3 separate regions of the Homo sapiens genome follow, and regions 1 and 2 are each linked to region 3. Evidence: chromatin loops called from intact Hi-C (ENCODE). Cell type or tissue: PC-9. All regions are shown on one strand. Each heading gives the region's core, and the rest is flanking DNA. Links, peaks and the distances in the headings are about the cores only.

What was found. A loop is a pair of places that touch in the nucleus more often than their neighbours do. Peaks named below come from ENCODE experiments on the same cell type or tissue, not always from the same donor. Only the 100,000 strongest peaks of a DNase experiment are listed, where the experiment ranks them.
Region 1: a loop joins it to region 3, with 7 times the contacts of the local background. A loop is called at or near these places in 2 of 110 quality-filtered maps.
Region 2: it touches region 3 in a loop (7-fold over the local background); 19 of 110 quality-filtered maps call a loop at or near these places.

What each region holds. Positions count from the first base shown.
Region 1 is chr2:224,413,557-224,424,083 of GRCh38, forward strand. No RefSeq gene overlaps it. Among named protein-coding and RNA genes, the nearest start is that of FAM124B, 17 kb to the left of the region's middle. In PC-9, for the core only: no CTCF peak of the experiment used is centred there; DNase peaks (open chromatin) are centred at 3,965, 4,301 and 4,633; H3K27ac peaks cover 773 bases.
Region 2 is chr2:224,592,934-224,603,460 of GRCh38, forward strand. No RefSeq gene overlaps it. Among named protein-coding and RNA genes, the nearest start is that of CUL3, 13 kb to the left of the region's middle. In PC-9, for the core only: no CTCF peak of the experiment used is centred there; DNase peaks (open chromatin) are centred at 5,918 and 6,618; H3K4me3 peaks cover 1,532 bases; H3K27ac peaks cover 2,141 bases.
Region 3 is chr2:224,480,018-224,490,544 of GRCh38, forward strand. CUL3 (cullin 3) reads right to left here. Exons shown (of 16, transcript NM_003590.5): 14 at 1,875-2,061. Among named protein-coding and RNA genes, the nearest start is that of FAM124B, 83 kb to the left of the region's middle. RefSeq lists enhancers at 4,683-5,882, 5,149-5,688. In PC-9, for the core only: a CTCF peak has its summit at 5,959; DNase peaks (open chromatin) are centred at 5,514 and 6,324; H3K4me3 peaks cover 3,759 bases; H3K27ac peaks cover 3,827 bases.

The sequences.
Region 1 (10,527 bases), core at 859-8,858, 67 kb before region 3:
AGGGAAGAGACAAAATGAAAAAATTGTGGTTGCTATTAATGTCTTAAGTCATCAAGCTCAACAGCTATATGGGACCTTAGAAGTCTAGTCCAGGGCCAGGCGCAGTGGCACATACCTGTAATCCTAGCACTTTGGGAGGTCAAGGTAGGCAGATCACTTAAGCTCAGGAGTTGGAGAACATCCTGGGCAACATGGTGAAACCCTGTCTCTAAAAATTACAAAAATTAGCCATGCATGGTGGCATGCAATTGTAATCCCAGCTACTCAGGAGGCTGAGGCGGGGGGATCACTTGAACCCAGGAGGCGGAGGTTGCAGTGAGCTGAGATGGTGCCACTGCACTCCAGCCTGGGCGAGAGAGTAAGACCCTGTCTCAAAAAAAAAAAAAAAAAAAAAACCGCCACCTCCCGCAAAAATAACGCAACAAACAAACAAACAAACAAACAAGTCTAGTCCAATTTCCTGACCTTTTAGATTGAGAGTATAAGACTAAAGAAAATAGATTGCCTCAGCTCACCCAAGTTTAATATGGTTTTAACTGCAACTAGAAAGCAGTCTAATGGAAGCACTTTAGTCTACAGATGTAAAAATATAATAATAATACTTAACCCATACTAGTTAACCAGTGGGTATAAGTTTCTAAATATTTCATGTAGGAGTCATATATATAGTGAGAAAGACAGGGTCCCGCTCTGTTGCCAAGGCTGAGTGCATTTGTGCAATCATAACTCACTGCAGCTTTGATTTCTTGGACTCAAGCAATCCTTCCACCTCTGCCTCCCAAGTAGCTAGGACTACAGGGAGGTGCTATCATGCTCAGCTAATTTTTTTTTTTTTTTTTTTTTTTTTTTTTTAGTTTTTGAAGAAATAGGGTTTTGCTTTTTTGCCCAGATGGGTCTCAAACTGCTGAACTCTGGCTATCCTCCCACCTCAGCCTCCCAAATTGCTGGGATTACAGGCATGAGCCACCACACCTGGCCACATTTTTTAAACAGCAATTTTCTTTCATTATGAATGAAGAACCCTTGCCCCACATTCCCAGTGCATGCCCCCTGGAAAATTTAAAGTTATTGGAGAGAATACTAGTACTAATTTGCCATTCTGTCATGGGGACTTTCTTTTCCATATGAGAATAGGGTAGAGAAGCAGACCAGATATAACCCACTGAAAGGTAAATTCAGGAAACATCTTCCCACTTACTACACTCTTCTTACCAGGTAGATAACTTATAGAGCTGGGAGGGAATTGCATACCTAAAAGCAACCAAGGTGTAAAGCTTGCTGGCTGTCTGAAAAGTGAACTGAGAATGAAGAACAGGTAGAAGGAAATCACAGTAGGCATTCAAAGGAACTGGGCACCGAATCAGTGAAAAGTGCCCATTGACTCAGATTCATGGAATAATCAAAGGGAGTTTGCTATAGAACAACTACATGTAGAACTGTACTCAGGTCAAGGTCAGGGCTTTATTTATTTATTTTATTTTGAGACAGAGTCTCCCTCTGTCACCCAGGCTGGAGTGCAGTGGTGTGATCTCAGCTCACTGCAACCTCCGCCTCCCAGGTTCAAGCAATTCTCCTACCTCAGCCTCCCAAGTATCCAACACTACAGGCACGTGCCACCACACCTGGCTAATTTTTGTATTTTTAGTAGAAATGGGTTTTCGCCATGTTAGTCATGCTGGTCTCAAACTCCTGACCTCAGGTGATCTGCCTGCTTCGGCCTCCCAAACTGCTGGGGTTACAGGCGTGAACCACCGTGCCTGGCCAGGGTTTTTATTTTGTTTTACGTTTTCTCTGCTCTTGAGTTTGGGTTTCAGTAAACCCTAGGTTTAAGTGATCAATTATGTAATAACGATACCAACTTTTATTGAGATGGCAAGACTAGTGTGCCCATTGTTGCCTTCATGCTTAACAATTAATAAAATAAGGCTAAGTGTTACAGAATAGCTAGCCAGATTTCCTTGTTAAGTCAATGATGTGGAGACAGAGGGAAGGGCCTAGTCTAGGTTAAAAGAGACTTAAGAGTTATAATAACCAAACACAATATGTGGACCTTGACTGGATCTTGTTCAAATAAGCCAACTGTAAATGACATTTAGGAACAACTGGAGAAACTTGAAAAAAAAATGAGTATTAAATTCTACTGAGGAATTACTACTAATTTTGTTAGATGTGATAATGGTATTGTAGGTGGGTAGGAAAATGTTCTTACATTTTAGTGATGCATAGTCAGTACTTAGGAGAGAAATATCATGATATCTATGATAACTTTAAGAAAAATAGTAGATTAAATAAATTAGCTAATTAAAGTCTACTATGCTCATTGGCCATCCAAAGCAAACAGACCTTGAGATTTCATTAAGGAAAAGAGCAGCCATTATTTGACATCCCTTGAATTGGTTTACCATGTCCATTTACTCTTATAGTAAATGGTAAAACTCTCCAGTACCATGGAAGCTATATTTCTTAAAAGAAATGAAACACTTTACATTTGAGTATTAGGATCATTTGAAAGTAGAGATCATTTGAAATTTCATAAATGTATATTTTTATAGCTTTGTTTTTATTTTAAAATATCTCCAGACGGGCACGGTGGCTCACACCTGTAATCCCAGCAATTTGGGAGGCCGAGGCAGATGGATCTCAAGGTCAGGAGTTCAAGACCAGCCTGGCCAATATGGTGAAAGTCCGTCTCTACTAAAAATACAAAAATTAGCCATGTGTGGTGGTCCACACCTGTAGTCCCAGCTACTTGGGAGGCTGAGGCAGGAGAATCACTTGAACCTGGGAGGTGAAGGTTGCAGTGAGACGAGATTGCACCACTGCACTCCATCCTGGGTGACAGAGCGTGACTCCGTCTCAAAAAAAAAAAAAAGAAAGGAAGAAAAAGAAAATGAAAACGAAAAAAATGTCACCAATGACACTTGGTTTTGGCGGTGTGTGTGTGTGTGATGGTTTCAAGCAATAAAGCAGTAATAGTAAACATGATGGGAGAAAGCATGGAGGAAAAAAAGCCACAGTTAGGTTCTCCCAGTAAATTAGACAATATACTTTTCAAAGCGTTAAAGACATGACCAGCAAATCCTTTCTTAGCTTCCTTTTCTCCACTTATAGGTTATGCCAGCTATGGATTCTCCTCTGGGTGGGCTAGAAGGTGGAGAGACAGTCAGATGTGGTTTTGAAAGGGCAGGCATCATTGTTCCTGATCTCATCAATGAACATTTTCTGACTGCTTGCAATGATGCAGTGAGAGCCATGGCCAAAGCAAACCACTGACTGTTGGACAAGAGGCGGCTTTGCAACTGCCACCCCCAGGGCTTCCCGCAGGCACGCAACACCTTGCAGGTCCTCTCTCTGTGAGCACAGACTATGTCCTCTTTGTGTTAACCTGAAGTATTAGCTTTGACAGCTGATACCTGGCATTTGCAAGGTAAAGCCAGTGTTAATTAATGAGGCATATTTTCAACTCTCTGTTAACTAAAAAGAAAGTCATCATATTCAAAAATGGTCATGATGACAACTCATCGCCAGGAGGAGAGCCATGGGGAAGGTAAGTTTGGGCTGCACCATTTTCTCCCTTGACCCTGCTCCTCTCATGACAAACAGCCTCAAGTTTTGAGAAAGCTGGTGAAGGTTGGGAGAATTATCCACTTGGTATGGATGGAATTGTTTTTCTGGGCTTCAGGGAATGGTGCCTTCATTAGCACCACATTCTTGTCAAAAGAGCTAACTAACACCGCTGCTCTCCACTCTACCATCTATATTAATTTTATTTCTGATTTTACAGAGAGATACTCAGAAAATGTCTTGAAAAGATTTCTGTAAATAGCCTAATCATAATATCAACAAACATGCTTTTAAAAAAAATCTTAGAAACAATAGTCCATTCGCCTAGTAATTAGTTAACACCCAAGCATGCCTTCAAAGGAAAGCATGACACAAGCACTGTGAGATTCCTATCTCTGTGATCAATGCAGGCTCCTGAACAACAGGAAATACAGTGTTAAAGGAATTTAACTCTACTGGAACTGCAGCTTTGAAGATAGGAATATTTATGCCAGGCTTTATTGTTCTGAAGTTACTGATTTGTCCCCAGTCACCACATAGGCTCTTAAGAGGTCTAAGAAGAAACTTCCAACCTACAGGGATATATTGGATTCCATGATCTGCAGAATATATAATTCTACACTAAAGCTTTCTGTCTATAAACACACACACACACATACAAACACACACATGACATTGGTGTTTGTCTGTTTGTTTGCTTGCTTGCTTGTTTTTTTTGAGATAGGATCTCACTCTGTCACCCAGGCTGGAGTACAGTGGCGCAATCATGGCTTACTGCAGCCTTGACCTCTCAGGCTCAAGTGATCCTCCCATCTCAGCCTCCCGAGAAATGGGACCTCAAGTCCACCACCACACCGGCTAAATTTTTAAAAAATCTTTTGTAGAGACGGGGTCCCACAGTGTTACCCAGGCTGGTCTGGAACTCCTGGGCTCAAGTGCTCTTCCCACCTCGGCTTCCCAAAGTGCTAAGATTAGAGGCATGAGCCACCACGCTTGGCTCTGACATTGTTTACCTTGTTATTAATGCACTGTATTTCACCACAATCAAACCTGTGAAAAATTTCTTCCTGTGTTCAGTCAACATAATTTTGAAATTAAATACTTTAAGACACAGATGAAAGAGCCAAAAATACTTATTTGACTCATAGTAGTTATCATCTACCTCATTAAAAATAAAAATGACTACTTTTCTAGAAAACCTATCAGCCTATTGTAATTTCAGTTGTTCATTTGCTTTCAGGTTGAAAAATATATATCTTATGCCAAGTGCGGTGGCTCATCCCTATAATCCCAGCACTTTGGGAGGCCGAGGCAGGCGGATCACCTGAGGTCAGGAGTTTGAGACCAGCCTGGCCAACATGGAGAAACCCCATCTCTACTAAAAATGCAAAATTAGCCGGGTGTGGTGGCACATGCCTGTAATCCCAGCTACTTGGGAGGCTGAGGCAGGAGAATCACTTGAACCCGGGAGGCGGAGGTCACAATGAACCAAGATCACGCCATTGCACTCCAGCCTGGGCAACAAGAGCAAAATTCCGTCTCAAAAAAAAAAAAAAAAAAAAATATATATATATATCTTAAATGTCAGTGATATCTTCCATAGATGCTTACCCAGTGGCCTAAATCTGACCAGATATGCAGCCATGAATGTGGAATTCACTAAGCTTGAAATCCTGTTTTCAGGCTCAACACACTAGATTTTCTAGGTCTTGACACTGTTTCCTTTCATCTCTTTTAATCATGCCCTAAATTCCTCCAGCACCATGGGACCAGCCAAAATACAGGTATCTATCCAAAAATTTTAACTTTGCACTGATGCAAAGGAATGCTCTGGAAATTTAAGTTAACCCACTGCCTCCACTTTTCTCTCCAACTTGAAGCTTGGGAAACCAGAACCAAATACTAACATTTCTCTCCAGAAAAAATAAGGAAATAAATGTGCAGGAAGCTTAGGATAATATTGTCACATTGAGAATCTGTAAAAGTAGGAAAAAAATGCCTAAATTTCATATAGGATAATAATAAGTTAGAATGTAGCCATACACTAGGAGAATAGTGAAATAAATTGTGGAATTATCTTTTTTTGTGTGTAGGGAGGGTGCAGGAAAGAGATTCTCACTCTGTCGCCCAGGTTGGAGTACAGTGGCGCAATCTCTGCTCACTGTAACCTCCCCCTCCTGGGTTCAAGGGATTCTCCTGCCTCAGCCTCCCAAGTAGCTGGGATTACAGGAGTGCGCCACCACACCCAGCTAATTTTTTATTTTTAGTAGAGACAAGATTTTGCCATGTTGGCCAGGCTGGTCTCAAACTCCTGACCTCAAGTGATCTGCCCGCCTCAGCTTTCCAAAGTGCTGGGATTACAGATGTGAGCCACCTCTCCCAGCCAACATTATCATTTTAGAAGCTGCTTTCTAATACTACTGACTGATGTAAAACTGCTTATGTTAATGTTAAATTTTAAAAGTAAGGATATAGGCCAGGTGCAGTGGCTCACGCCTATAATCCCAGCACTTTGGGAGGCCAAGGCAGGTGGATCACGAGGTCAGGAGATCGAAACCATGTTGGCTAACATGGTGAAACCCCGTCTCTACTAAAAGTACAAAAAATTAGCCTGGCGCGGGGGCAGACGCTTGTAATCCCAGCTACGGGAGGCTGAGGCAGGAGAATGGCATGAACCCGGGAGGTGGAGCTTGCAGTGAGCCGAGATCGCACCACTTGCACTCCAGCCTGGGCGACAGAGCTAGACTCTGTCTCAAAAAGAAAAAAAATAAAAGTAAGGATATAATATTTCATGCATAGCATATTTCTAATTTTGGTAAAGAAATCTTTATAGGAAGAACAGTTAGAAAAAAATGTGACTCTCTGAATTACGGAATAACTATGATGTTTTTCATTTTTATCTTTTTGTATTTTCCAAATTACCGTGAAATGTACATTTAGAACTTTTATAAAAATAAAACAATAAATTTTTTAAAAAATAAAATTGTCAAAGCTGGGCATGGTAGTATGCACCTGTAGTTCCAGCTACTCAGGCAGCTGAGGCAGGAGGATCGCTTGAGCCTAGGAGTTCAAATCCAGCCTGAGCAAAAAGTGAGACCCCATCTCTACAAAAAATTTAAAAATAAAAAATTAAAGTAGCCTAAGTGCAGTACCTCCCTCCTTTATCCTGCATAAAAATGTCAGGTAAAATGAGTCCAAATGAATTCAAAGTTCATTGGTGAAAACAAAGTGTTTAGATTTTGCAGTAGTTCGTGAATTTATTTTATAATAGATTGCAAAATTTCAAAGCAAATAAAACATAAAATAGAACTGTACATATCCATGATATACATTTACATTTCAAAGGCAGAATCTTAACTGTACATGTGTACACACACACACACACACACCAGCAACATTTTACCAAACACAATACCCTGCGTTAATTTGGATTTTAGCAAGCTCTTGCATGCAACTTTTTGAAAGCTCCCTTCAAAACTGATATCCCCATTTTCTGGGACCCTAAAGCATATTTATTTTTCTTTCTTTCTTTTTATCAATAATTATGTATTGAACACTGATTATAGGCCAAGCACTATACTAGTGAACAGGGATACATTAACAAATAAAGCAGATATGATCTCTGCGTTTTCACTTGCTCTCACTAGAATATAAGCATCAATGAATACTACTAAGCTAGTACTCATTACAACTCACAACAGCTCTGTTAAGGAAAAGAACCTAGTGGGGCTCTGGTATACATGAGATGTCAGTAAAGACTTCTCTGAAAGATGAGGAAGAACCAGCCATAGGAATAGCATTCTAGGCAGCTGGGGCAGCATACACAAATGTCCTGGGACAGAAAGGCATTTGCTGTGTTTTGGGAACTGCTAGGAATACAGTGTAGCTGAGGCAGGGTAACTGGTAGGAGAATGATATGGTTGGGTGGGGTTACAAAGGAGGTTGGCAGGAGTCACAGCAGGGAATGGCTTCTGCAGGCTGTGGTAAAGGGTTGGATTTGCTGCAGCAGAAGCCAATGGATGATTGCAAGTGTTTAAAAAACATTTTGTTTTTAACTAAATATAGATTCATAGGAAGTTGCCAAGTTAGTACACAGATTTCTGTGTACCCTTCATCCAGCTTCCCCCAGTGGTGTCATCTTACATGTGTATGTATGTGTGTATATATATATATACACATATATATGTATATATGTATACGTATATATGTGTATATATATGTATATATGTATATATATGTGTGTGTGTATATATATAAAATACAATATCAAAATCAGGAGATTGGCATTGGTGCAATACTATTAACTAGATACAGGTCTTATTCAGCTTTTACCAACGTTTACATGCATTCATTCATTTGTATACATGTATATAGGTTTATGCAATTTTATCCCTTGTATGGATTCTAGCAAAGGATCTAAATGAGTGATATAATCCGATTTATGTTTTTGACATCAACTGCTAAGAGGAGAATGGGTTGTGTCAGAAGACCAGTTAAGAGGCTGCTACTTTAATGCAGCGAGGGCCAATAGATGTTCAATCTAGCATTGAGGCAGCATAGATGGTGAAAATAAATGGAATTATTTGGGAGGTAGAAGAGGTGGGGTCCATAAGGCTTGGGGTAAACTTGATGTGAGAGATGAGAGAAGGGAAGAAATGAAAATACTCACAGGTATCTGGCTTGCACAGCTTAAACAGCCAGGTGGGTGGTGATGTTTACTGGGAGGATGCTAGTTGGTGAAGGAGAAGGTTTGGTGGAGGGTGTCTTGAACGTATAAATTTGAGATGCAGATGAAAGAACATTGGGTGGAAGATACACATTTGAGAGTCAACAGCATAAAGACACTATTCAAAGCCAATAAAAGGCTTTGTGTGAGGTCACCAATGGGGTAAGTATAAAGAGAGAAGACGAGCCAGAGCAAAGTGCTGAGCAACTCAATACCGTAAATAGCACATGCTCTTCCGGCCTATCATTTGCTGGTCATTACATCAATAATCTCCTCAGAGAGACTATAAACCTCAAGCTGCAGAGATCCTGCCTTATAATCCTGCTCTATTCTTGACAATGCCTGGCATGGTTCTGTGCACATAAGGAATGCTCAATGAATTCACTTCCATTCAGTAAATATTTGCTAATCACGACCAATTGCACTAGGGAGACAAAGAAGACCCCTGGTTAATTGGTTCAACAGTTACTCCCAACTTCCACCTGTATTAAAATAATGAAGTGAATGGAGTCAGATTGGACATTTTCCTCTCTTCTGATATTGATTTGACTGTACAAAAAAGATATCAGGCCAGGCACAGTAGCTAATGCCTGTGGAGGCATTCGGGAGGCCGAAGTGGGAGGATTCCTTGAGCTTAGGAGTTTGAGACCTGCCTGGGCAGTACAACGAGACTCCATCTCTACAAAAAATATTTTTTTAAATTAGCTGGGGCTGGGCACAGTGGCTCACACCTATAATCCCAGCACTTCAGGAGGCCGAGGTGGATGGATCACTTGAGGCCAGGAGTTTGAGACCAGCCTTGCCACCATGGTGAAAACCCGTCTCTACTAAAAATACAAAAATTAGTCGGGCATGGTGATGCATGCCTGTAATCCCAGCTACTCAAGAGGCTGAGGCATGAGAATTGCTTGAACCTGGGAGATGGAGGTTGCAGTGAGCCAAGATCATGCCACTGTACTCCAGCCTGGGTGACAGAGCAAGACTCCATCCCCCCCCAACCCCCAAAAAATTAGCTGGGCATGGTGCCACACATATGTGGTCCCAGCTACTTGGGAGGCTGTGGTGAAAGGATCACTTGAGCCCAGGAGGTCGAGGCTGCAGTGAGCCATGATCACGCCACTACACTCCAGCTGAGTGACAGAGCAAGTCTCTAACTCAAAACAAAACAAAAGATGTTAATTTAAAATGTTTCATATTTTCTTCTCAATACTGACACCAGCCACCTCTAACAATGTTTTCTAAAGTCTTAATATCTTATTGAAGAGGACACACAAAAAATGGAGAGACATTCCATGCGTTAATTCTGGCATTAATTCTTCTGATCCATTAGTCAGAAGAATTAATATTATTAAAATTACCATAATAACTAAAGCAATCTAAACATTCAATACAATTCCCATCAAAATTCCAATGACATTCTTCACAGAAATAGAAAAAACAACCCTAAAATTTCTATGAAACTAGAAAAGACCATGAAGATTCAAAACAATACTGAGCAAAAAAACAAAGCTGAAGACATCACACTATCTGACTTCAAAATATATTAATAATACAAAGCTATAGTAAGCAATGCAGCATGGTATCGGTATAAAAACAGATACAGAGACCAATGGAACAGAATAGAGAACTCAAGAATAAGTCCACATATTTACAGCGAAATGATTTTCAACAAAAGCGCCAAGAACAAACACTGGGGAAAGGGCAGTCTCTTCAATAAAAGGTGCTAGGAAACTGGATATTCATAGGCAGAAGAATGAAATTAGATCCCTATCTCCCACCATATTTAAAAATGGACTCAACATGGATTAAAGACTTAAGTGTAAAACCCAAAACTGTAAAACTACTAGAAGAAAACACTTTAGGACATTGGCTTAGGCAAAGATTTTATGGGTCAGACTTCAAAAGCACAGGCAACAAAAACAAAAACAAATAGGACTATATCAAACTAAAAATATTCTGCACAACAAAGACGAGAATCAACAGAGTAAAGAGACAACCTGCTGGATGGGAGAAAAGTTGTGCAAACTATTCATCCGACAAGGAACCAACATTCAGAATATACAAGGAACTCAATAGCAAAAAACACAAATAATCCTATTTTTAAATGGGCAAAGGATCTGAACAGATGTTTCTCAAAAGAAGGAAGACCAATGGCCAACAGGTATATAAAACAATGCTCAACATCACTAATCATCAGGGAAATGCAAATCAAAACCACAGTGAGATATCATCTTACC
Region 2 (10,527 bases), core at 1,113-9,112, 110 kb after region 3:
TTAGTAGAGACGGGGTTTCACCGTGTTAGCCAGGATGGTCTAGCTCTCCTGACCTCGTGATCCGCCTGCCTCGGCCTCCCAAAGTGCTGGGATTACAGGCATGAGCCACCACCCCCGACCAAAGATGGGGTTTTGCCATGTTGCCTAGGCTGGTCTCATACTCCTGAGCTCAGGCAATTTACCCGCCTGCTTGGCCTCCCAAAGTGCTAGGATAACAGGCATGAGCCACTGTGCCTGGCCTGGTTTCTGCATTTATGCAACTACTACCACATCCTGTGTCTCTGTCTCTTCCCTGATGCCCACTTCCATTATTTCTTACACAGTGACCTCTCTTTCACGTATATCTTGTACCTATACTTTCATCCTGTCTCAAGCATATCACTTTCCAATCAGCATTCATCTTCCCTGCAATGTTCATTTCACTAGACCTTTCCACTAGCTGTCTCTTATCTATGAAGGAAATTCCCAGGTTATCTGTCCTTCCAGGGATAGTCAAGAGCAGCAAGGTTCCCAGAAACAATGGAAAAGAAGAAACAGCGATGGGAACTCAACTTTGAATTTTAAACCAGTTCAAAATCTTCAACAGGCTTTAAATTATTGACACCCTCTCAGTATTTAGATTAAGATTTGGTTCACTACACATCTAGGATGAAAACTTTAAATCTGTTATAATGACTTTAAGATGTAACAATGGGCTCAAAATAAACGCACAAAGTAATGTATACTATCACTTCTCATGAGCTTTCTTATACTATGTTCTTTCTAAAACATAAGCATCATAAACTTTGGATTTGTTAACTACATACATGTGGTCCAATTCATCATCATTTGTTCGCCTGCATTCCTTTCCCCACTGAGATGACACATTTATCATGTCCAAAAGGGCAACAATGCTGGACCTTACCTCACTCATTACAAAAACAGAAAAGTTAAGGGACTCATGTTAATCATAACTACATGGCAAATTAAATCACCCTTAATAATTTGATCAAAACTATGATACTATATTTTCCAAAGTCCTTTTTTTTTTTTTATTTGAAATGGAGTCTCACTCTGTCTCCCGATGCAGTGGTGCAATCACAGCTCACTGCAGCTTTGAACTCCTGGGCTCAAGCAATCCTTCCACCTCAGCCTCCAGAGTAGCTGGGACCACAGGTACATGCCACCACGCCTGGCTTTTTTTATTTTTTGTATAAATGAGGTCTTGCTTGTTGCCCAGGCTGGTCTCAAACTCCTAGGCTCAAACTACCCTCCCACCTAGGCCTCCCAAAGTGCTAGGATTACAGGCTGAAGTACTTTTTATGTCTATTGATAAGAAGGCAGTTCTTCCCATAATTATGTCCAGGCATCTAGAGGTAATTGGAATGGTCCATGTGGCTGTAGTTTGATCAACTCATTCATCATTGGTTTTTGATGAATTTTCATGGCTACTTCCAATGTTACGCTAACCAGTGCTACATGCTAATGAGTGACGGTGGGAGGGATAGGGAAGGATTACAAATTAGTTGAATACAAGCAATATTGCTTTTTTTTTTTTAATTTATTTTTATTTTTTGAGACAGTCTCACTCTATTGCCCAGGCTGGAGTGCAGTGGCGTGATCTCGGCTCACTGCAACCTCTGCCTCTGTGGTTCAAGTGATTCTCCTGCCTCAGCCTCCCAAGTAAACTGGGATTACAGGCGCCCGCCACCGTGCCTGGCTAATTTTTGTATTTTTAGTAGAGACAAGGTTTCACCAGGCTAGTCTCGAACTCCTGACCTCAGGTGATCTGCCCGCCTCGACCTCCCAAAGTGCTGGGATTACAGGCATGAAATATTGCTTTTTAAAACAAGTCAGCAGACTCTCCTCCATATCAACAACTAATACCTTTGAACCCACAGAATATTAGTAATTATAATTATTTACTCAAAGCAGTAGAGTAGATGAGTAATTGGAGAAATATATGACATTAGATGACTGCTAACAATTAAGTTTGCCCATGAAAATTATAGTGCATCTGCTATGGTTTGGATATGGTTTTTTCGTTTCCATCAAAACTCATGTTGAAATTTGATCCCCAATGTGGCAGTGTTGGAGGTGGAGCCTCGTAGGAGGTGTTTGAATCATGGGGGGCGGATCCCCATGAATGACTTGGTGCCATTCTTGCTGTAGTGAGTTCTCTCTCTCACAAGACTGGACTGCTCCAGGAATAGATTCCCTGGCTAAGTGCAGTGGCTCATGCCTGTAATCCCAGCAATTTGGGAGACCAAGGCAGGCGGATCTCTTGAGCTCAGGAGTTTGAGACCAGCCTGGGCAACATGGCGAATACCCGCCTTTGCTAAAAATACACGCACACACACAATTACCTGGGTATGGTGATATGTGCTTGTAGTCTGAGCTACTTGAGAGTCTGAGGTGGGAGAATCACCTGAGTCTGAGAAGTCAAGCTGCAGTGAGCCATGATCCTGCCACTGCACTCCGGCTTGGGTGACAGAGTGAGACGCTGTCTCAAAAAAAAAAAAAAATTCCTCTGAAAGGAGGTTTTATAAAGTGAGGTTCCTCCTCCTCTTTGATCTCTTTGCACACATGTTCACTTCCCCTTTGACCCTCATCATGTTTTGACCTAGCTCATGGCCAAGCAGATGCTAGCACCATGCTTCTTGTACTTTCCAGCCTGCAGAACTGTGAGCTAAATAAACCTTGTTTCTTTATAAATTGCCCACTCTCAGGTATTCTGTTATAGCAACAAAACAGACAGCATCTGAATCAGCTAAATTGCTTTCCACTGCAAGTAACAGAAAACCTAACTCCAATTGGCGTAATCAAATATATTATGTCATATAGCACGAAGTCCAGAGGCAGGATGGATTCCAGGCATGCTACATCGCAGGGCTCCAGCCCAACGTTGTGATAGTTTTCTTGGCCCTGGGCTCCTACTTGACTGGTGGCAAGGTGGCTACAGTCATTATAGGTATCACAGATACAACAAAGTCCAGACCAGAGGAAGAAGAGAGACTGTCTCCTTCTTATGGATCTGTACTATGGGTAGGAAACTGTTCCCAGAGGCAGGAGACTCTCTCTCATGGCTCATTAGCCAAGACTAGGTTACATTCCTGTTTTAATCCATTCAGTGCCAAGGGGGATGGGCATAGTTAATACTAGTCATAGAGGTGGAATAGATCTTGGGAGTCAACCACTACCACTTATTAGTACAGAGCCTGTTTGTTTATCTCTTTCTGAAGAGATTTACATGGAGATTAATGAGTTTGAAGGGAAATGTCCAGGAGGTGTGAGTGTGTGTGTGTGTATAATAGTGTATGGCTAATGAAGGTGCATGATCTCAGGCCTCAAACTGCACTGAAGAATAGTTCTCATCCACAACAGTTCTCAGATGATGAGAGCAAAGAAAAGTACATCATAGGCAGGGCCCTACGGAAAGGTGAGGCTTGTTCCAAAAGTTACCGTGGGTGTGCACATTTTCACAGACACCTGCACTCTCCTGTCAGGGGTTCTGGGCTGCTCTTTCAGAAGCTCTTAGAGAAGCCTTATTCACTGTTACCTGCTTTTATGTGATCTATAAACTAGCCACAGGCAAATGAGAACAAGGTGGTTGCCCACACAGTGCAACTTGGGGAGGAAGAGGCCCTTTACCCTCCAAAACTCTCTCCTCCAAAAATAAAGCAAACCAAATGCACAAAATCACAGAAACCAAATTAGCTTCATGCTCAGGTAGACTCAATAGATAACTATGGGACCAGCCTGGGCTACATGGTGAAGCCTCATCTCTACCAAAGAAAAAGAAATTGTTATTTTTTTTTTAGATGGTGTCTTGCTCTGTTGCCCAGGCTGTAGTGCAGTGGTGCCATCTTGGCTCACTACAACCTCCACCTCCCAGGTTCAAGCCATTCTCTCGCCTCAGCCTCCCAAGTAGAGTCAGGGTATTTTTAGTAGAGACGGGGTTTTACCATGTTGGCCAGGCTGGTCTCGAACTCCTGACCTCGGGTGATCCTCCGGCCTCGGCCTCCCAAAGTGCTTGGATTACAGGTGTGAGCCACTGCACCCAGCCTACAAAAAAAATTTTTTTTTCAAGTTAGCCAGATGTGGTGGTGTGTGCTTATAGTCCCAGCTACTCAGGAAGCTGAGGTGGGAGGATCACCTGAGCCCAGGAGGTCGAGGCTGCAGTGAGCTATGATAGCACCACTGCACATCAGCCTGGACGATAGAGTGAAACCCTATCTCAAGAAAAGAAAAAGAAACTGCTTTATCATTTTGCCAAAATTTCTAGTAAGGCAGACACATCTATATAAAACACATGAGAAAATAATGTGAGAGAGAGATTCAAGTATGTGTCCTACTTGAGCCAATATATGGGGAAGAAACCATAAATATAAGACTCTCAGGAGAGGGGCCCATTTGGCCCTCTGGGCGCTCCTCTTCTTGTAGTCTGGCTCCTGAGAAGGACGCTGGGATTTGGTTCTTCATTTCCTGCTTGTTGATAAGAAACTGGCACCTTACATTACAAATTAATCAAGACATTGCCAAAGAATAAAGTGTGATCTTGGGTTCATTTTGGACCCTCCTAAGAAGGGTGAGGGGGTATGTGAGAATTTGGTATTGGGATGTTTAGTGCAGAAATGTTTATACTTGACTGATGCAAAAATGTTTTATCAGTCATTGTGGAACCCCTCAAGCGCTTGACCCTGTCTTTACTATTTGGTAGCAAAAGTGCATGTGTCTCCCTAAGATGTGAACAGCTGGCATAACAAGGAAACTTCCCTTTGGGAATAGAAGTTAGTATTTTACGTCAGATCTATTCATAATTTATTGCTTCTTTTGGGGGGATCATTTACTAACCTCCTTTTTTTTTTTTTTTTTTTTGAGACGGAGTTGCGCTCTGTCACCCAGGCTGGAGTGCAGTGGTGCATTCTCGGCTCACTGCAACCTCTGCCTCCCGGGTTCAAGTGATTCTCCTGCCTCAGCCTCCCAAGTAGCTGGGATTACAGGTGTGTGCCACCACACCTGGCTAATTTTTTGTATTTTTTAGTAGAGACAGGGTTTCACTGTGTTAGCCAAGATGGTCTCGATCTCCTGACCTCATGATCTGCCTGCCTAGGCCTCCCAAAGTGCTGGGATTACAGGCATGAACCATCACGCTTGGCCTTTTTCTTTTTTTTTTTTCTTGAGATGGAGTCTCGCTGTGTCGCTCAGGATGCAGTGCAGTGGTACAATCTTGGCTCACTGCAACCTCTGCCTCCCACATTGAACCGATTCTCCTGCCTCAGCCTCCCGAGTAGCTGGGATCACAGGTATGCACCACCACACCCAGCTAATTTTTGTATTTTTAGTAGAGATGGGGTTTCACCATGTTGGCCAGGCTGGTCTTGAACTCCTGACCTCAAGTGGTCTGCCCACCTTGGCCTCCCAAAGTGCTGGGATTACAGGCATAAGCAACCGCGCCTGGCCTAACTTCCTAAAGTAAGGAAATATCTAAGGTACAATTTCTGGTATTTTCACGGGGGTATACTTTCCCAACGGAATGGAGGGCTACCACTGATAAAACACCACCTGTGTGCCTGTGTCATGACTGCATTGCTTGTTTCATGCTCACACAGTCCTGTGTGACTATTATTATAATAGTATTGTGACAAAGAGCACTGGGGTCAACTAACTAGCCAAATGCCCTTGGGTGCTCCTTTTTAAAAACATAAAGGAGGGGACAGTAAAAGTACCTACCTCACGAAATGGTCGTGAGAATTAAATGAGCTAGGGAATGTTGAGTGTGCTTCACTCAGCACCTTGCAAATAATAAGCACTTCGTAAATATCTGCTTGTGTTTTGTTGTTTTCCTCATTTTACAGGTAAGAAAGTCATATCTTCAAGAGATTAAGTAACTTGTCATATCAGAGACAGGTTAAGTCACTTGCTTAAGGTCACCACATAAGTTAGTCATGAGAGAGGAATTCAAACCCTTTTGTCTAATTTCAGGTTTGTCCAATTCTAGAGTCAGATGTTTCACAACTATGTCATCTTTCTGTTGAATAGTCTATTTCAAATACTTTATTCCAATTATGCAAGATAATGGGATGAAGCTCCTAAAAGTTGGAACGTTAAAATAAATATTTTTTTGTTGTCATCCTGAGTGTTCTGCACTTAGGAGGCATTAAGCGGATGTTGCTGCATGACTGAAAAATGGGGAATCTATGCTTAAGAACTTGATAAACTACCATGTTGCAGTTTTCAGTAATAGACTGAAAATGTAATAATAACTCATACTGGCCGGGCGCGGTGGCTTATGCCGGCAATCCCAGCACTTTGGGAGGCCGAGGTGGGTGGATCACGAGGTCAAGAGATCGAGACCATCCTAGCCAACATGGTGAAACCCCATCTCTACTAAAAATACAAAACTAAGCTGGGTGTGGTGGGACGTGCGTGTAATCCCAGCTACTCGGGAGGCTGAGGCGGGAGAATCAGTTGAACCCGGGAGGCGGAGGTTGCAGTGAGCCAAGATCAGGCCACTGTACTCCAGCCTGGCAACAGAGCGAGACTCCGTCTCAAAAAAAACAAACAAAAAAAAAACCCAAAAAACTCATACCTTAGCAAGGTGAAGAGGTTTGCCTGAGGTTGTAAAGCTAGCAGGTGGCAGAACTCCAGGGGGAAGTGTGCGTGGCTGCATTCCTGACCCATGTTCCTGACTGCCCTGCTGAATTGTCCCCTTGCTTTGAAAAAGCTCCCAGTGTGTTCAGAGTGAATTTTCTACAGTATATAGAAAAACCTTAAGTAACCAGGACCTAAGAATCAGGCTTTGTTGTCTCTGCTCTGGTGAAATAAATGCCATCAAAATAAACACATAAAACCAAAAAAACACAATATGCAAAACCAACAAATAAAGTAGCCAATAAAACAAACACCCTCGTGCTTGGTTTGCGGTGGGTATGGGGTCCCACAAAGTCAGTCAATTTCCATGCCATCTGCAACTTCTCTATTTCTGTCTGTTACTATGATCTTTACTCATGACCACCGTCTTCGAGAAAAGATTTCGTTTTGCTAAGTGTTCTCTCTATGTTAGAGAAAGGAGCTAAAGTTTCAACAAGTTTTGAAGCGAAAAAATTTTCTCAGTTCACCAGAAAATTTATATTTATCTAAATGTCCCAGCTATGGTTAAGAGAATTTTTTTTAAGTAACCGCAGTACAACTTCTTTTATTGCAGTTTATTGTTTTTTGGATATGGGTATACTGTGCGTCAAGTTGCATGTACCCAAATAAATCAACCAACTAAAGAGAAACTTGGTGTGTTTCAGCTGGCCTGTAAGGTGAGGTTTTCCTTTAACACCAAATTTTAAAGCCATTCTGATGCATTGTGTTACAGCAAACATAACTGGTGATTCAATTCTGAATATCTGAATCACCTTAAAATGTAAAAATAAATACATACTTTTATTATATGTGAAATTTTAGCTCAAAAGGAAGAAAAAGAACCATAGGCAACTCTTTATTCTAAACTCTGTTTAACAATATGCAGGCTGACATGTTTGGGAATGATGTATACTGATGTTTTCAACTTGATTTGAAGTGCATCAAAATAATAAGGATTTTGGATGGATATAGGGATGGGTAGAAAAATAGATGATAATACCACTGCACAGTTCCTTCAACCTTACAATATGTTTGGAAATTTTCAATAAAATGTTGAGAAAAACATGAATGCATGGATTAAATTACTAGTAGTCAGACATTATTTAAAAGAGTCCAGAAAATGCTTGTATGATAGAAAATCTCACATTAAGTGAACTTGATTATGAAAACATAGAATTAATAACGACTTTGGTTGCAATTTATCAGTGCCCAGTAAGTGCCAAGAACTGCACAAAGCGCTTAATAAATGTGATCTAATTTAGGCCAGGTGCCATGGCTCATGCCTGTAATCCCAGCACTTTAGGAGGCCAAGGTGGGCGGATCACGAGGTCAGGAGATGGAGACCATCCTGGCTAACACGGTGAAACCCCATCTCTACTAAAAATACAAAAAATTAGCCAGGCTTGGTGGCGGGTGCCTGTAGTCCCAGCTACTCGGGAGGCTGAGGCAGGAGAATGGCATGAACCTAGAAGGCGGAGGTTACAGTGAGCCAAGATCACGCCACTGCACTCCAGCCTGGGCGACACAGTGAGACTCCGTCTCAAAAAAATAAATAAAAATAAATAAATAAATAAATGTTATCTAATTTAATACAAATGTCTTTTGAAGTATGGGGAATTATCCTTATTTTACAAGTTAGGAAACAAGCATAAGAAGGTTATATAACATTCAGAGAGTACACATCCAATAAGCAGCAGATACAGAAACTGTATCTGTCTGGGTCTATAGCCAATGCTGTTAGCCACTGCACTCCAGGAAAGGGAAAACTGAACTGGAAACCTTTAGAGATTATCTAATTCAATGTCCCTACCTCTTGTCACAAATGACACAAATGTTCAGCAGCACTAGAATCTCAGAGTTTCGACTCTGGTTAAGGCTTTCCCACTAGTCACCGTGTGTCACACTAAGTACAGCTGTTTTTGACAAAATGGATTCACTATAGGATTCCTTTAAGTAAAAAATTTCCATAATGCACTTTAATTCTAATTTGATATAGTAGAATTTGATCTATATACTTTTCTTTCAGGCATCATATATGTCATAAACAGGGGCACCCTAATGCTACAAACAGTATGTCCAAAAGTGTAACATTTAGCTTGAGCTTTTGAATGAACTGAAATTGCGCAGATTTCCCTGATGGGAAAAAGGCATGAAATTCTGAAATATTTAATACATATATATTGCAGCCATTTGGGTGAAAATGCTGTAATTCTGATAATTCTGGAAATTGTTTCACAGCTCAATTCTAAACCCACAGCTTTTCTGGGCTTTTTTTTTTTTTTTTTTTTTCTGATTTCCATGGTGCAAACCACCTTAAAAAAACAGGAACAGAGGAAAGGAGAGTTGAACATTAAAAAATAAAAAAGACATTTATGTCCTTTCCTCCACTTACAACCTATCCCTTTTTCCCCCGATTTGCCTTCAGTATTATTTTTGAAATCCTGATGCGGATGTGTGGCAGCATTGAAGAAACTAAGAGAGCCACTCAATCTCATCTTAGGTTTTAAGTTCTAGGCAATTGTCCATTGATTCCAGTACAATTAGTCAAGTGTCTGGCAGCTTTGGTGTTAGAAGTATTGGGTTTAAGTTTCAGCCCCATCACTCACTAGATGAGTGTCAGTGAAACACCTTATCTTCTGAGTCAGTTTTCCATCAGCTATAAAATACTAACCTGACAGGATTATTATGGGTATCAAATCAAAATGTATTTATGCTTTGAAAACAAAAAAGCAAAGACAGAAAAGAACAATGTGATCAACATTTTTAAAAATTTACCCTTTGTTTTTGCCATTTTCTATCAGGCATAATTATATGTTTTTAGCGTATGATGAAACTATAAACATCTTTCTTGATTTCAGAATATGGAAGTGCTGGAAGATAATTTTCCATTGATCTCTTGCATATCTGCACATCTTGCAAGTGAGGCACTGATTTCCTTTATTACAGACTATTTTTTCAAGGATTTTTATAGAACAGCCTTGAAAGAGATGATGTCTCTTTGTGGAGCAAACAGCAGGCATGCTTACTATTCAGTATAAAAGATTAGGGTTCCCTAACTTTAGGGTTTCTCTACTATTACACAATCAATTTTATGTGTAGCTGTCTATCTGGGCTTGTCCCTGTTGCCCTGTGGGAATTGGGCCTTGGGGTACTGGTGAAAAGGCTGATACTGTGTCCGTAATTGGTGAGTTCTTGATCTCACTGACTTCAAGAATGAAGCCGCGGACCCTCGCAGTGAGTGTTACAGTTCTTAAAGGCGGCGTGTCCAGAGTTTGTTCCTTCTGATGTTCAGATGTGTTCGGAGTTTCTTCCTTCTGGTGGGTTTGTGGTCTCGCTGGCTCAGGAGTGAAGCTGCAGACCTCAGCGGTGAGTATTACAGCTATTAAGGCAGCGCGTCTGGAGTTGTTCCTTCCTCCTGGTGGGCTCGTGGTCTCGCCGGCTTCAGCAGTGAAGCTGCAGACCTTCGCGGTGAGTGTTACAGCTCATAAAAGCAGTGTGGACCCAAAGAGTGAGCAGTAGCAAGATTTATTGCAAAGAACGAAAAAACAAAGCTTCCACAGTGGGTAAGGGGACCCCAGCGGGTTGCCACTGCTAGCTTGGGCAGCCTGCTTGTATTCTCTTATCTGGCCCCACCCACATCCTGCTGATTGGTAGAGCCAGAGTGGTCTGTTTTGACAGGGCGCTGATTGGTGCATTTATAATCCCTGAGCTAGACACAAACGTTCTCCAGGTCCCCACCAGATTAGCTAGATACAGAGTGTCCACACAAAGGTTCTCCAAAGCCCCAACAGAGAAGCTAGATACAGAGTGTCGATTGGTGCATTCACAAACCCTGAGCTAGACACAGGGTGCTGATTGGTGTGTTTACAAACCTTGAGCCAGATACAGAGTGCCGATTGGTGTATTTACAATCCC
Region 3 (10,527 bases), core at 1,185-9,184:
TTGAGTGCAGCAGAAGGGGTTGTTGTGCAAGTGCCTATATATGACCTATATGCACGCTGGGGGATGGAATTTGAGAAAGGCAGGTGGTGGTGGTGGTGGTGGTGGTGGTGAAGACTGTCAACTCTGGAAACTGCCCCCCCAGATTACAATTAATCTAATTCTTTTCAAAGGCTGTGTTATTTTAGTAATTCCTTTAACTTCTTTGCATGAACTTTTACTACTGGCTACAGTAAAAGCAGCATAAATAGGTAGGGTCTGAGTCTTCGAATATTTGATTATGTTACTGAGCCTTTGACAGTAAAACCAATGTGGTCACAATATTTACCACCAAAGAGAAAATTTTGACTTAAACTATGAGTAAGAGCCAAGATCATTTAAAAACCATTCCCAAGAAAAAAACATTGCTTTGTAGAATTTTATTGCTGAAAAGAACTTTTAAGCTCTAGTGAAATTCATCATATATATATTTCTGTTTTGAACATACCTAAAACACTACATACACATACTCCAGATACACACATAAGTGTGCACACTTAACACGAAAATCTAAAAATCTATGAAGACTTTTTTAAACATAATACTAATATCTGATATTATTATTGCTGGACATGATAGAATCTGGGATAACAAAGACAGTTACTTATTTAGGGTACAGTAGGGTGAGGGTAAGGCAATCCAGATAAATATTCCCACATATTTTCCTCTAATTCTAGGATACAAATGAGCCCTAAAATCCAAAACCTGCATCTGCCCAAATGTATAAAGTAGTTATGTCTTGCATTGGAAGAAAAATAAATTTTATTCCATGACACTGGCTAGCACAGTTTTGTTTTATTCTTAATATATATTTATGTCAAGACATGGGCCAATCTTGGCTAATGCAGATTACTATGATACAGTTTACAACTACAAGACAAAGGGGGCAAAGCCTTGCCAGAGACACTACTCTGTTCTACAAAGTATACATACGAAACAAAAAGATCAAAATGAAAAACAAAAATTTAAGTGTGCATATAAAGCTCTAGAATCCATGTACTCTGGTAATCAACTGTATATTTAACATTACTTTTAAAAAGACTATCATAATATACAATATAAATAACATTTTTTTAAAATCAACAAATGACAGTCATTTAAAAGATCATCTTATTTATCTTAGGACACTGTTTTATTGCACACATATTTGGCTGTAATGAATATATTAGTACTAGGAAGCCTATCTAATACTAGTTTTTAAGCCAAGTAGTAAACAATTAGTTTTAAACATCAATCAGCAAGGGTGGAGTGCCTTTTTTCCCCTTTAAATACACAGAAAACAAGCATCTTACATTATGTTAAATGTTTAATGAATAGAATTTTCATTATCGACTTATATGGCTCTATTAAAAATCATTCACATCAGTATCATTTCTATGTTTTTAAATTAAAGAGGATATGGGTTTTAAGATTTTGAAACAAAAAATATTTATCAAAATATAAATAGCAACATCCAAACATCAAACTTTTATATAGGTCTCCCAATTCTGAAAAACTTCTAAATCAGCTTTAAAATTAGACTTCCACTGACTATTAGTTAACAACTTAAAAACAATTTTAAGTACCAATATGTTCATAAACTGTATTCTATTTATTGAAAAACATGAAAAGAAATACTTTGTTCACACTATAAATTACTTTTTAAAATGCTTACTGTACTTGGATTCAAATGCATTTTGATACAAATACTTATCAATAAAAGCTGCTTTCTTTCTTAAGCCTAAGTATCATGCAGCACCAGAAAAGGAGTATTTTTAAAAGAAATCCAATAGATGAGATTTTTTTTCTAAAGAGAAAAATATATAATTTTTTGAGAGGAAAAATATAATTCCAGATACCTGTTTGAATCTTGACTCTGTGTAGTTTGGATGTGAATTGATCATTAACTGTAAATATATGACCATTTTCTATTTCCTTTGATTTGGGTTCTTTTGTAAGAACCCGCTGTGTTGGTTTACCACAGGCGAGGGACTGTAGGGCTCTAACAAGCTCTCTTTCAGGGATATCTGTCTCTTGCTGAATTTCCTGAAATTTCATCAGATTAACATAATTAGACTTTTTGAAAGATTAAAGTTAGTTAATTAGCAAGTAAACTGACCAAGCAGTAGTTAAAAAGAGGTAATTCCATTAAATAAATAATGCACAAAAAAGAATTCTCTTGAGTACTATGACACATCATTAAAATCTCATTATTTGAACAAACGAGAGGAAAGGGTGATTCAAGTTATAAAATATTAAAAAGACATGTACTTTTTTGTTTCAGGAGATACAATGGCTAATCCAAAAATGTTATCCAGCAGAGATTATCAGGAACCTGCTTCAACATTTAGGTAAAAATAAAGTGTTAACCAACATATAATTGCTAATTTTATAAATATTTTACAATCTTCCATCCAAGTTTATCCAGACTACTCTTTTGCTTAGTAATTTCTTTCATAGAAAAAAGGAAGGTAAGCCTGAGCTCAGGCCTTCTACCATACAATCAAAATTTACCATCCAGACTGACCATATGTATGCTTCTATGACCAAATGAAGAAAAAAAAAAACCTGGAATTACATTAAACATAAATATCAACAAGCAATCTGTTTTGAAGTTCAGGTAATAATCTTTACTGCGTATTATGAATAATGATGTGAATGGTATGAATAAAGTGTAATACTAGGGGAGAAAAAGCAGCTCAGGAAAGAATGCTGTGTAATTTTAAATTCACTATTCTGTCAGTGGGACAGCAAGGAAACTGTACAGTTATATGATTTAGTCTCTACATGTCTATAGTGATATGTGATTGAGTAAAAGTCTTGACACTAGGATTTATTGCTTTGATGCACTGTATACAGCTATCTGTCTCTTTCTCAAAAGCAGCTTATGAAGAGTGGGCATGAAGATGGTGATATTCAGATTATACGAGTAACTGATCTGGAGAGTCAGTCATTCTCTCTAGACAAGTCTTTGAGCAACAGTTCTGTTCTCCTAAAAAACTGTCAGGTAGGCAAGGATTCAGAGAAATGTGATTTTCAGTGATTACACATATTCATTTTCTTCAAATAATCTCTGGTTATATCTACCTACTTTAGACATTTCAAATAGTATAAATGCTAATCCCAGAAAATAGGTGCTATTATTAGAATGAAGATGTTTATTATTACATACATGCTAAAAGTGATTTATTTACATACTTTAGTTATTGCTTAATCATATTCAATGAACCAGAAATACCTTAGGTGGTATTTTAAGATTACAGATCATCCCAAGAGGTAACTATTACCAAAAGTATTTTATAAAAGTCAGTCCTAAAACCTTATAGTGGGGAATTCTTAGCTGCCTAAGAACAGAATGAAATGCCCCTAAAGTCATAAGGTTGTATATATAATGAGAGAGTTAAGCATAACAGTAGTTAGTATACTAGACATCTTTCTATTAGAGTTAGGAACAAGATAAGGATGCCTATCTTTACTATTACTATTTTACCTGCACTCTGGTAATCAATTGTATATTTAAATTACTTTTTAAAAGCAATGTTTTCCTATTCATCTATATATACACATGAATACAAGTATATGCATATACATGAACGTACACGAACACATCCACCTATACACCAGTATTAGTGTTAAATGAGACCATAACATGAATTTTTCTATTAATTTCTTCAGATTTTTCAGCTAGCAAAAAGAGATTAAAGCTACAAGGAATTCCATAGTACTGTTCTATCATGACACAAGTGGAGATTTAGACTGGATCCAATGTTCTGTTGGTACATGCATTTCTGACTTTGAGCACGAAAGCCTGTTTTTCAAAAGCAAATTTCTAGAAATGCACTTGCTTCCTCAAAGTTATAAATATTTTATATTTGCGCCAAGCACGGTTGCTCACGCCTGTAATCCCAGCACTTTGGGAGACCAAAGTAAGAAAATCACTTGAGCCCAAGAATTCAAAATCAGCCTGGTCAACATAGCAAGATCTGCTCTCTACCAAACATTTAAAAAATAGCCTGTAGTCCCAGCTACTCATGAGGCTAAGGTGGGAGGATGGCTTGAACCTGGGAGGTCGAGGTTATAGTGAGACATGATAATACCACTGCACTCCAGTCTGGGCAAGAATGAGACCCTGTCTCAAAATTTTTTTTTTTTAGTATTTGATAAATACTAATGAACTGCTTTCAAGTTGCTTAACAATTTAACCCCCCACAAAAATAGTATATGAATATCCACTCCCTCACACCCTCTTCAACGCCAGATTTTCTTTTGCTCATGTTTGGCTAAAAATGAAATCTCATTATTTTAATTTGTACTTCTCATGACCACTATGGGAAAAAATATTTTTATATTTACAGGATATCTGTAATCTTCTATGCTTTCTCTATCTATATTCCTTCATGTTTTTATACTCAATTGTTTGCCTTCATACTGATTTACTGATGCTCTTTATAGATTATGGTTTTCAATTTTTATGTTATAAGTAATTTCTCCTAGTCTATTTTTAACTTAATGTATCTCATCATATAGATGTGTTATCACTTATGTGGTTAAATCTGTTAATCTTTTCCTTTATTATTTTGGTAATACATTTTTAAAAAGACATTTCTCACATTAAGGTTACCAAAATATTCAACATTTTCTTCCATTATTTATATAGATTTGCACTTATATTTAGATTTTCACATTTATCTGGAATTTTATATTTGATGTGATCCATGGAATTGAGGTCTTAATACTACCCTCTTCTCATTCCCACAAATAAAAAACAATTAAATTCAGTTTTTAGAAACGACAAATTTGAGATCTGGCAAGATGGCCGAATAGGAACAGCTCCGATCTGCAGCTCCCAGCGAGACTAATGCAGAAGGTGGGTGATTTCTGCATTTCCAACTGAGGTACCTGGTTCATCTCAATGGGACTGGTTAGACAGTGGGTGCAGCCCACAGAGGGTGAGCAGAAGCAGGGTGGGGCGTCACCTCACCTGGGAAGCACAAGGGGTCAGGGAACTCCCTCCCCTAGCCAAGGGAAGCCCTGAGGGACTGTGCTATCTGGCCCAAATACTACGCTTTGCCCACAGTTTTTGCAACCCGCAGACCAGGAGATTCCCTTGTGTGCCTACACCACCAGGACCCTGGGTTTCTAGCACAAAACTGGTCGGCTGTTTGGGCAGATACCAACTTAGCTGTAGGAGTTTTTTTTCATATCCCAGTGGCAGCCGGAACCCCAGCGAGAGAGAACCGTCCACTCCCCTGGAAAGGGGGCTGAAGCCAGGGAGCCAAGTGGTCTTACTCAGTGGGTCCCACCCCGACAGATCCCAGCAAGCAAGCTAAGATCCACTGGGTTGAAATTCTCACTGCCAGCACAGCAGTCTGAAGTCAACCTGGGACACTCAAGCTTGGTGGGGGGAGGGGCGTCCACCATTCCTGAGGCTTGAGTAGGCGGTTTTCCCCTCACAGTGTAAACAAGGCCTCCAGGAAGTTCGAACTGGGCGGGTGGCAAAGCTGCTGTGGCCAAACTGCCTCTCTAGATTCCTCTTGACTGGGCAGGGCATCTCGGAAAGAAAGGCAGCAGCCTGAGTCACGGGCTTGTAAATAAAACTCCCATCTCCCTGGGACAGAGCACCTGGGAAGAAGGCAGCTATGGGCCCAGCTTCAGCAGAATTAAATGTTCTTGCCTGCTGGCTCTGAAGAGAGCAGTGGATCCCACAGCGCAGCACTCCAGCTCTGCGAAGGGACAGACTGCCTCCTCAAGTGGGTCCGTGTCCCCCATGCCTCCCTGACAGGAGACACCTCCCAGCAGGGGTCAACAGACACCTCATACAGGAGAGCTCCGGCTGGCATCTGGCAGGTGCCCCTCTGGGACAAAGCTTCCAGAGGAAGGAGCAGGCAGCAATCTTTGCTGTTCTGCAGCCTCCACTGGTGATACGTAGGTGAACAGGGTCTGGAGTGGACCTCCAGCAAACTGCAGCAGACCTGCAGAAGAGAGGCCTGATTGTTAGAAGGAAAACTAACAAACAGAAAGCAATAACATTCAACATCAACGAAAAGAATGCCCATGCAAAAACCCCATCCAGAGGTCATCAGCATCAAAGATCAAAGGTAGATAAATCCATGAAGATGAGGAAAACCCAGTGCAAAAAAGATGAAAATTCCAAAAACTAGAATGCCTCTTCTCCTCCAAAGGATCAGAACTCCTCGCCAGCAAGGGCACAAAACTGGATGGAGAATGAGTTTGACAAACTGACAGAAGTAGGCTTCAGAAGGTGGGGAACAACAAACTCCTCTGAGCTAAAGGAGCATGTTCTAACCCTAAGAAGCTAAGAAGCTAAGAACCTGGATAAAAGGTTACAGGAACTGCTAACTAGAATAACCAGTTTAGAGAAGACCATAAATGACCTGATGGAGCTGAAAAACACAGCACAAGAACTTCGTGAAGCACACACAAGTATCAACAGCCAAATCGATCAAGCAGAAGAAAGGATATCAAAGACAGAAGATCAACTTAATGAAATAAAGCGTGAAGACAAGATTAGGGAAAAAAGAATGAAAAGGAACAAACAAAGCCTCTAAGAAATATGGGACTATGTGAAAAGACCAAACCTACGTTTGACTGGTGTACCTGAAAGTGACGGGGAGAATGGAACCAACTTGGAAAACACACTTCAGGATATTAACCAGGAGAACTTCCCCAACCTAGCAAGACAGGCCAACATTCAAATTCAGGAAATACAGAGAACACCACAAAGATATTCCTCCAGAAGAGCAACCCCAAGACACATAATCATCAGATTCACCAAGGTTGAAATGAAGGAAAAAATGTTAAGGGCAGCCAGAAAGGTCAGGTTACCCAAAAAGGGAAGCCCATCAGACTAACAGCAGATCCCTCTGCAGAAACCCTACAAGCCAGAAGAGAGTGGGGGGGGCCAATATTCAACAATCTTAAAGAGAAGAATGTTCAACCCAGAATATCATATCCAGCCAAACTAAGCTTCATAAGCAAAGGAGAAATACAATCCTTTACAGACAAGCAAATGCTGAGGGATTCTGTCACCACCAGGTCTGCCTTACAAGGGCTTCTGAAGGAAGCACTAAATATGGAAAAGAAAAATCGGTACCAGCCACTGCAAAAACATACCAAAATGTAAAGACTATTGACACTATGAAGAAACTGCAACAACTAATGGGCAAAATAACTAGCTAACATCATAATGACAGGATCGAATTCACACATAACAATATTACCTTAAACGTAAAGGGGCTAAATGCCCCAATTAAAAGACACAGACTGGCAAATTGGATAAAGAGTCAAGGCCTATCAGTGTGCTGTATTCAGGAGACCCATCTTACATGCAAAGGCACACACAGGCTCAAAATAAAGGGATGGAGGAATATTTACCAAGCCCGCCCCCCCCAAAAAAAAAAAAAAAAAAAAAAGCAGGGGTTGCAATCCTAGTCTCTGATAAAAAAAGACAAAGAAGGGCATTACATAATGGTAAAGGGATCAATGCAACAAGAAGAGCTAACTATCCTAAATATATATGCACCCAACACAGGAGCACCCAGATTCATAAAGCAAATTCATAAAGTCTCTACAAAGAGACTCAGACTCCCACACAATAATAGGGGGAGACTTTGATACCCCACTGTCAATATTAGACAGATCAATGAGACAGAAAATTAACAAGGATATTCAGGGACCTGAACTCAGCTCTCGACTAACAGACATCTATAGAACTCTCCATCCCACATCAACAGAATATATATTCTTCTCAGCACCATATCACACTTATTCTAATATTGACCACATAATGGGAAGTAAAACACTCCTCAGCAAATGCAAAAGAATGGAAATCGTAACAAACAGTCTCTCAGACCACAGTGGAATCAAATTAGAACTCAGGATTAAGAAACTCATTCAAAACTGTACAACTACATGGAAACTGAACAACCTGTTCCTGAATGACTAGTGGGTAAATAACACAATGAAGGCAGAAATAAATACGTTATTTGAAACCAATGAGAACTAAGACACGACGTACCAGAATCTCTGGGACACGGCTAAAGCAGTGTGTAGAGGGAAATTTATAGCACTAATTGCCCACAGGAGAAAGCAGGAAAGATCTAAAATTGACACCCTAACATCACAATTAAAAGAACTAGACAAGCAAGAGCAAACAAATTCAAAAGCTAGCAGAAGACAAATAACTAACATCAGAACTGAAGGAGATAAGAGAAAACAGAACTGAAGGAGATAAGAGAAACAGAAAACTCTTCAAAAAAAAAAATCAATGAATCCAGGAACTGGTTTTTTGAAAAGATTAAAAAATAGATAAGACTGCTAACCAGACTAATAAAGGAGAGAGAAGAATCAAATAGACACAATAAAAAACGATAAAGTGGATATCACCACCGATCCCACAGAAATACAAACTACCATCAGGGAATACTATAAACACTTTTATGCAAATAAACTAGAAAATCTGGAAGAAATGCATAAATTCCTGGACACATACACCCTCCCAAGACTAAGCCAGGAAGAAGTTGAATCCCTGAATGGACCAATAACAAGTTCTGAAACTGAGGCAGTAATAGCCTACCAACCCAAAAAAGCCCAGGATCAGACGGATTCACAGTCGAATTCTACCAGAAGTACAAAGAGGAGCTGGTACCATTCCTTCTGAAACTATTCCAAACAATATAAAAAGAGGGACTTCACCTTAACTCATTTTATGAGGCCAGCATCATCCTGATACCAAAACCTGGCAGAGACACAACAAAAAAAGAAAATTTCAGGCCAGTATCCCTGAGGAACATCGATGTGAAAATTCTCAATAAAATACTGGCAAACCGAATCCAGCAGCACATCAAAAAGCTTATCCACCATAATCAAGTTGGCTTCATCCCTGGGATGCAAGGCTGGTTCAACATATGCAAATCAATAAACGTAATCCACCACATAAACAAAACCAATGAAAAAACCACATGATTATCTCAATAGATGCAGAAAAGACCTTTGGTAAAATTCAACACCCCTTGCTGCTAAGAACACTGAATAAACTAGGTATTGAACATATCTCAAAATAATAAGAGCTATCTATGACAAACCCATAGCCAATATCATACTGAATGAACAAAAGCTGGAAGCATTCCCTTTGAAAACTGGCACAAGACAAGGATGCCCTCTCTCACCACTGCTATTCAACATAGGATTGCAAGTTCTGGCCAGGGCAATCAGGCAACAGAAAGAAATAAAGTATTCAAACAGGAAGAGAGGAAGTCAAATTGTCTCTGTTTGCAGATTACATAATTGTGTATTTGGAAAACCCCATCGTCTCAGCCCAAAAACTCTTTAAGCTGATAAGCAACTTGAGCAAAGTCTCAGGACACAAAATCAATGTGCAGAAATCACAAGCATTCCTATACACCAATAATAGACAAACAGCCAAATCACGAGTGAACTCCCGTTCACAATTACTACAAAGAGAATAAAATACCTAGGAATACAACTTAAAAAGGACGTGAAGGATCTCTTCAAGGAGAACTACAAACCAAACAAATGGAAAAATATTCTATGCTCATGGATAGGAAGAATCAATATTGTGAAAATGGCCATACTGCCCAAAGTAATTTACAGATTCAATGCTATTCCCATCAAGCTACCATTGACTTTCTTCACAGAAAGAGAAAAAACTACTCATAAGACCCAAAACCATAAAAACCCTAGAAGAAAACGTAGGCAATACCATTCAGGACATAGGCATGGGCAAAGACTTCATGACTAAAACACCAAAAGCAACTGCAACAAAAGCCAGAATTGACAAATGGGATCTAATTAAACTAACGAGCTTCTGCACAGCAAGGAAACTATCATCAGAGTGAACAGGCAACCTACAGAATGTGAAAAAATTTTTGCGATCTATCCATCTGACAAAGGTCTAATATCCAGAATCTACAAGGAACTTAAGCAAATTTACAAGAAAAAAAGAACCCCATCAAAAAGTGGACAAAGGATATGAACAGACACTTCTCAAAAGAAGACATTTGTGTTGCTAACAAACATGAATAAAAGCTCATCATCCCTGGTCATTACGGAAATGCAAATCAAAACCACAATGAGATACCATCTCATGCCATGTGATGCTGTGCTTCAGTGGTCACGCTCCTAGTCCGCTTTCATGTTCCATCCTGTACACCTGGCTCTGCCTTTTAGATAGCAGTAGCAAAATTAGTGAAAGTACTAAAAGTCTCTGATATGCAGAAATAACGGCATAAGCTGTCCTCTCTCTCTAACCCCCTCTCTCTCTGCCTCGGCTGCCAAACAGGGAAGGGCCCCCTGGCTGGTGGACAGGTGACTCACGTGACCTTATCAATCATTGGAGATGACTCACACTCCTTACCCTGCCCCTTTTGCCTTGTATCCAATAACAGCGCAGCCAGGCATTCGGGGCCCTACCGGTTTCCGCGTCTTGGTGGTAGTGGTCCCCCGGGCCCAGCTGTCTTTTATCTCTTTGTC